2 separate regions of the Homo sapiens genome follow, and region 1 is linked to region 2. The links are chromatin loops, found by intact Hi-C in ENCODE. Cell type or tissue: adrenal gland. All regions are shown on one strand. Each heading gives the region's core, and the rest is flanking DNA. Links, peaks and the distances in the headings are about the cores only.

Region 1 (2,913 bases), core at 175-2,674, 120 kb after region 2:
GCACCCAAAATGGTCTTTTAAGGAAACACAAATAAGATGGTCATTTCTCTGCTTGAACAACTCTTCATTGGCTTCCCATTGCTCTTACGATGAAAACCCAAACTTCTCAAGTACAATCCTTTGTGATTAAGCCCTGACCATCTCCCCAGCCCCCTCTACACATCTCTATCTCACATACTGTCTTTCAATTTCTTGTGTGAAACATACTGTGTCTCACATGGGTTCTCAGACTCTTTATTCTGCCTGAAATACCCCTCATCAACACATCCATTATGATCAGATGCACCTTCTGGTGCTTTGATTTCACTTCATCTGGGAAGCCATTCACACCTTTCAGTGCCAACCCACAACTCCCTGTGCCTCTTCAGTTATGGCATTTTGTCTCAGGACAGCTGCTTATCATTCTCCTTCTTCCCTTCTAAACTGTGAGCTACTGAGGGTAGGGCTTTATCTGTCTTGTTCATCATTATCCATCCAGACACTAATATAGCATCTGCTGTGGAGTAGCCACATAGGAAATGTTTCTTAAAGTGACTGTGATTTGTCTCTTTTTTTTTTTTTTTTTTTTTTTTTTTGAGACGGAGTCTCACTTTGTTGCCCTGGCTAGAGTGCAGTGGTGCGATCTCTGCTCACTGCAACCTCCACCTCGCAGGTTCAAGCGATTCTCCTGCCTCAGCCTCTCAAGTAGCTGGGATTACAGGCGCCCACCACCATGCCCAGCTAATTTTTTGTATTTTTAGTAGAGATGGGGCTTCACCATGTTGGCCAGACTGGTCTCGAACTCCTGACCTCAGGTGATCCACCCGCCTCAGCCTCCCAAAGTGCTGTGATTACAGGCGTGAGCCACCGCACCCAGCCATGATTTGACTCTTGAATGAGGTTTAGGATTCTCCCCTCCTCATTAACAGCCGTTTTATAGCTATTTAGCCGTTTTTATGAAATGCCCCTTTTTAAAAAAAGTTATTTATGTTTTGAGACAGGGTTTTACTCTGTCACCCAGGCTGGAGTGCAGTGGCACAGTCATAGCTCACTGCAGCCTCAAACTCCCAGGCTTAAGAGGTCCTCCTACCTCAGCCTTCCAAGTAGCTGGGATTGCAGATGTGTGCCACCATACCCAGCTAATTTTTAAAAATCTTTTGTAGAGAAAGGGTCTCACTATGTTGCCCAAGCTGGTCTTGAACTCCTGGGCTCAAGTGAGCCACTGTACCTGGCCCTGCCCCATATTATTCTTGTTTTTTGGTTTTGAGATGGAGTATTGCTCTGTCGCCCAGGCTGGAGTGCAGTGGCACGATCTTGGCTCACTGCAACCTCTGCCTCCCGAGTTCAAGCAATTCTCCTGCCTCAGCCTCCTGAGTAGCTGGGATTACAGGTGTGTACCACCACACCCAGCTGATTTTTGTATTTTTAGTAAAGACAGGGTATCACCATGTTGGCCAGGCTGGTCTTGAACTCCTGGCCTCAGATGATTCGTCCACCTCGGCCTCCCAAAGTGCTGGGATCATAGGTGTGAGCCACCGTGCCCAGCCCCCATATTATTATTATCAATTGAAAAACTCAAGGCTTTTCTTGATCTTGGGACATTGATGTTTAAATTAGTGCTAGAATTAATCTGTACTTCATGTTTGTTATTGTTAATATTATAAAATAAGGAGTTCTGACTTGTCTCCTGTTTTTTTCTCTAGAAAGAATGTTTTCACATTAATTAGGAGGTAACTTCATATCATTACAGAAAGCTTTTCTAAAATGCCTAATCCTGTCATAATTCTAATTCTATTTTGGCTAAATTTCATTTTTGTCTTGATGTTTTCCCTCTAGGCTGAAAATCTATTGTTAGATGCCGATATGAACATTAAAATAGCAGATTTCGGTTTTAGCAATGAATTTACTGTTGGCGGTAAACTCGACACGTTTTGTGGCAGTCCTCCATACGCAGCACCTGAGCTCTTCCAGGGCAAGAAATATGACGGGCCAGAAGTGGATGTGTGGAGTCTGGGGGTCATTTTATACACACTAGTCAGTGGCTCACTTCCCTTTGATGGGCAAAACCTAAAGGTATAAGAAGCTGCACCCATGTACTTCACTAAACTAAAAGAAGTTTCCTAATATTACATGGCTTAATATTTTTAACATTATATCAGTGCGGGGGGTTTCAGGGGGTTTTTTGTTGTGTTTTGTTAACTAAACCTAAAGGTTGACTTACTCGTTTTCTTTCCTCTGTACCTCTCCAAAGGAACTGAGAGAGAGAGTATTAAGAGGGAAATACAGAATTCCCTTCTACATGTCTACAGACTGTGAAAACCTTCTCAAACGTTTCCTGGTGCTAAATCCAATTAAACGCGGCACTCTAGAGGTAATCATGTAGGTGGAAACAAGCAGTAACTTTGGAGAGTCTTTAGAGTGACCTTAGATCTTTGCTTGATTTGTATGCCATACTGGATATATCCTGCGGCTTTTTAAGCAAGAATTGAAACATTAAAAAATATTTTTTGAGTTTATGCTTTGAACGATAGTCAATGAAATGTTGAAAATAAATTTTTGTAAATATTACGGTTATCAGAATATTTCATTTTACTCTGCTAATGAACAGTTTACCTTTTTTAGCAAATCATGAAGGACAGGTGGATCAATGCAGGGCATGAAGAAGATGAACTCAAACCATTTGTTGAACCAGAGCTAGACATCTCAGACCAAAAAAGAATAGGTAATCACTCCATGCCTGCATGTTCATGTGTTTTTGTCTAAGTAACATATTTCTGTTTTGACTCATGTCTGTGCCTAAAATGTGAATAATGGAAAGTTAAGCACAAGTCATATGAACAGTTTATCTGTTCTGTCATATTTAGGAACGTAACTACCTGCAGTTTCCTATAATGGCACCCAGTAACTCTGAAACAAGTGCCCATTTATGTTACA
Region 2 (2,913 bases), core at 245-2,744:
ATGGCAGAAGTGAAAGCTGGCCATCTGCAAAAAGCAGATAAGTGAGTTTGAACCTTTTGCATTTTGTTAGCTCAGTCAGTCCTCATCGTGGTCCTGAGGCATAGGTACTGTTGTACCAAGGTCACTTATCTAACAAAATAACCCTTCATGTATTTTAAATTTATTTGACAAGTCTGCAGACAATCCTTATCTAACCAGCTATTTTCTTAATTGCTACAGCTTGACCTACCAGTATTCCGGAGTAACCAGCAAATGCAAAGTTGACCTTGTTCCTGCATCATCTTTTTGATGGTTCAAATTTCAGCCTCCCTGACTACTACAAAGCCAGAGCAGTCTTAGTACCAGAAACAGTGTTGCACTTTCGTTGCATGTGCTGTGTGACCCCAAGGGGACAGGGAGTCACTTTGGTCATCTCTGTCCCCAGTACAGATCTTGATTCATAGTGACATTCCATAAGTGGGGTGACAGCAAATGACTTGCAGGTAGTCTCATTGTAGGTTTGTGCACCAGAGTGACCCTGTGAGCCTTTGTTAATAGGTTGGGAGCTCAGGGTGTTTATGTCCACCTGTCTGGTCTAGCCAAACAGTTTTTTTCTGGGAATCAAATTTCTGTGGTTTTTATGGCCAGAAATTTTAAGGACTTGTGTGTGCTGGGATATGAGAATAGAAGCTACAGAGTTCTTTTCTTGGGACCTAGACTGGGAGGTGCAATGTCAGGACCTCCAGGTGAATGGTAGGATCTGAGTTGACCCTGCAGTTCGGTTATGCAGTCAATTATTTCTTTTTAAGAGGAGGAGGATTCACTTGGGTGTTGGGATCAAATTTGGATTCTGTCCCAGGCCTTACTGTAAAACTAGGGGATTGCCTTTCCATATCTGCTGGGGGTGGAGACCCTTATGTGCAGCACTCAATCCCACTGGAAGCCTAATGCTGCAGTCAGAAGCAATGCCTGGCTGGGGCAGTAGGGGAAATTCCACCCAATTTTGCTATGAGCCTAAAACCTCTTTAAAAACGGTCAGTTAACTAAAAAATAAAAATCAAGTCTTTAGGAGAGTAGAAAACACAATTAACTAAAAAGCAGGGACATCTGAAAGAGACGTATTAAGTTAACATTTTTAAAAATCCAAATGAAAGTAAATGGAATAAATGTATCAGGTAAAGGACAAGTTGTAAGCTTGGATTTTTAGGTCTAGCAATACACTGTTTACAAGAGCATCACCTAAAATGTGACAAAAGATGTTGAAAGGATGAAAAAAGGTATAGTAGACATACACTAACCAAAAATGTAGCTCTTTGAATCTCAGAAAAAAGTAGATTTTAATAAAGTGTGAAAGTTGTCAATCAAAGCGGAGTCACTTGTGTTCAAGAAACAAAAAAACAACCCGAACAAATAGAGTAGGGTTTGCAGTCTTGCGATGGTGAAGGGTCTCATGCTGGTATGCCCAATAACGAAATTATCACAAAAGATTGCAAAAACCACAGCCTTGCACAAAAAGCATCACAGCCTTATGCAAAAAATACTTCAAGGACATCTACCCAGCAACAGCCTGTCCAGCTGTGGACTTGCATCGCCCTTGTTATGGATCTTTGTAGCCACAGGTGGTAATCTCAAAACAGTTATGTAATCTTCATTTATCCTTTAAAAACCATTCTCGGCCACGCGTGGTGGCTCACGCCTGTAATAACAGCACTTTGGGAGGCCGAGGAGGGTGGATCACCTGAGGTTGGGAGTTTGAGACCAGCCTGACCAATGTGGCGAAACCTCATCTCTACTAAAAATACAAAAACTTAGCCAGGTGGGGTGGTGCATGCCTGTAATCCCAGCTACTCGGCTGAGGCAGGAGAATCGCTTGAACCTGGGAGGTGGATGTTGCAGTGAGCCGAGATCGTGCTACTGTGCTCCAGCCTGGGCGACAGAGTGAGACTCCATCTCAAAAAAAAAAAAAAAATTCTCTCCCTTTACCTCCCTAAAGTACACACACAGCTCACAATGACGTGTATTCCCATTGCAATGCCCTATTCCTGAATACATATCTTTCTTTTAGAGAGCTCGTCTCTCTCATTTAATTGACATAAATGGGGTCAGAAATGGGACCTAAAGAAAGATGACTATCAGAAAAAAATACTCTTTTTTGGCCAGTATGCATGAGCCCTTTGCGCTGTAGGCTTCCATGGCTCAAATTTTTGTCCCTGGTGAGTCTTCTCTCAGGCCAGCCCTCCCTGTTTTTGGTGGAGGCTTTGTTTTTCTTTTCTTTTTTCTTTTTTTCCTTTTTTTTTTTTTTGAGACGGAGTCTTGCTCTGTAGCCCAGGCTGGAGTGCAGTGGCGCAATCCCGGCTCACTGCAAGCTCCGTCTCCTGGATTCACCCCGTTCTCCTGCCTCAGCCTCCAGAGTAGCTGGGACGACAGGCGCACGCTGCCACATCCGGCTAATTTTTTGTATTTTTAGTAGACACGGGGTTTCACCATGTTAGCCAGGATGGTCTCGATCTCCTGACCTCGTGATCTGCCCGCCTTGGCCTCCCAAAGTGGTGGGATTACAGGCGTGAGCCACTGTGCCTGGCCTATTTTTTTTTCTTTTCTTTTTTTTTTTTTTTTGGTAGAGGCTTTTTGATATTCAAGATCAGGTTTGGTTATAAGGCCACCTTAATAAAGAACCTTACATCCCTCCTGAGATGATAAAAGACTGACTTTTCTGGTAAGTCCTTTCTGGTATAAAGACAGAGGTCTCTAGCTTGAGTATTCTGGTTTCTATTGAATTCACATTCTATCTGTGAGGCATGTCATTTCTGGTGAATTCACTTTTGGTCTGAGCGTGTAATTTGATCTGCATGCCTGGGTTAAAATTTTGTGAACACTCATCTCTTGGTGTCCTGTGATTTGGTTTCACTCGTTTCCCTGGGTTTTTTTCTAAAC

What was found. Peaks named below come from ENCODE experiments on the same cell type or tissue, not always from the same donor. Only the 100,000 strongest peaks of a DNase experiment are listed, where the experiment ranks them.
Region 1: a loop joins it to region 2, with 2.2 times the contacts of the local background. A loop is called at or near these places in 8 of 110 quality-filtered maps.

Annotation. Positions count from the first base shown.
Region 1 is chr14:103,463,742-103,466,654 of GRCh38, forward strand. MARK3 (microtubule affinity regulating kinase 3) reads left to right here. Exons shown (of 18, transcript NM_001128918.3): 8 at 1,816-2,052; 9 at 2,231-2,350; 10 at 2,602-2,701. Among named protein-coding and RNA genes, the nearest start is that of CKB, 58 kb to the right of the region's middle. In adrenal gland, for the core only: no CTCF peak of the experiment used is centred there; no DNase peak of the experiment used is centred there.
Region 2 is chr14:103,343,681-103,346,593 of GRCh38, forward strand. EIF5 (eukaryotic translation initiation factor 5) reads left to right here. Exons shown (of 12, transcript NM_001969.5): 12 at 1-1,345. Among named protein-coding and RNA genes, the nearest start is that of SNORA28, 7.3 kb to the left of the region's middle. In adrenal gland, for the core only: no CTCF peak of the experiment used is centred there; no DNase peak of the experiment used is centred there; H3K27ac peaks cover 381 bases.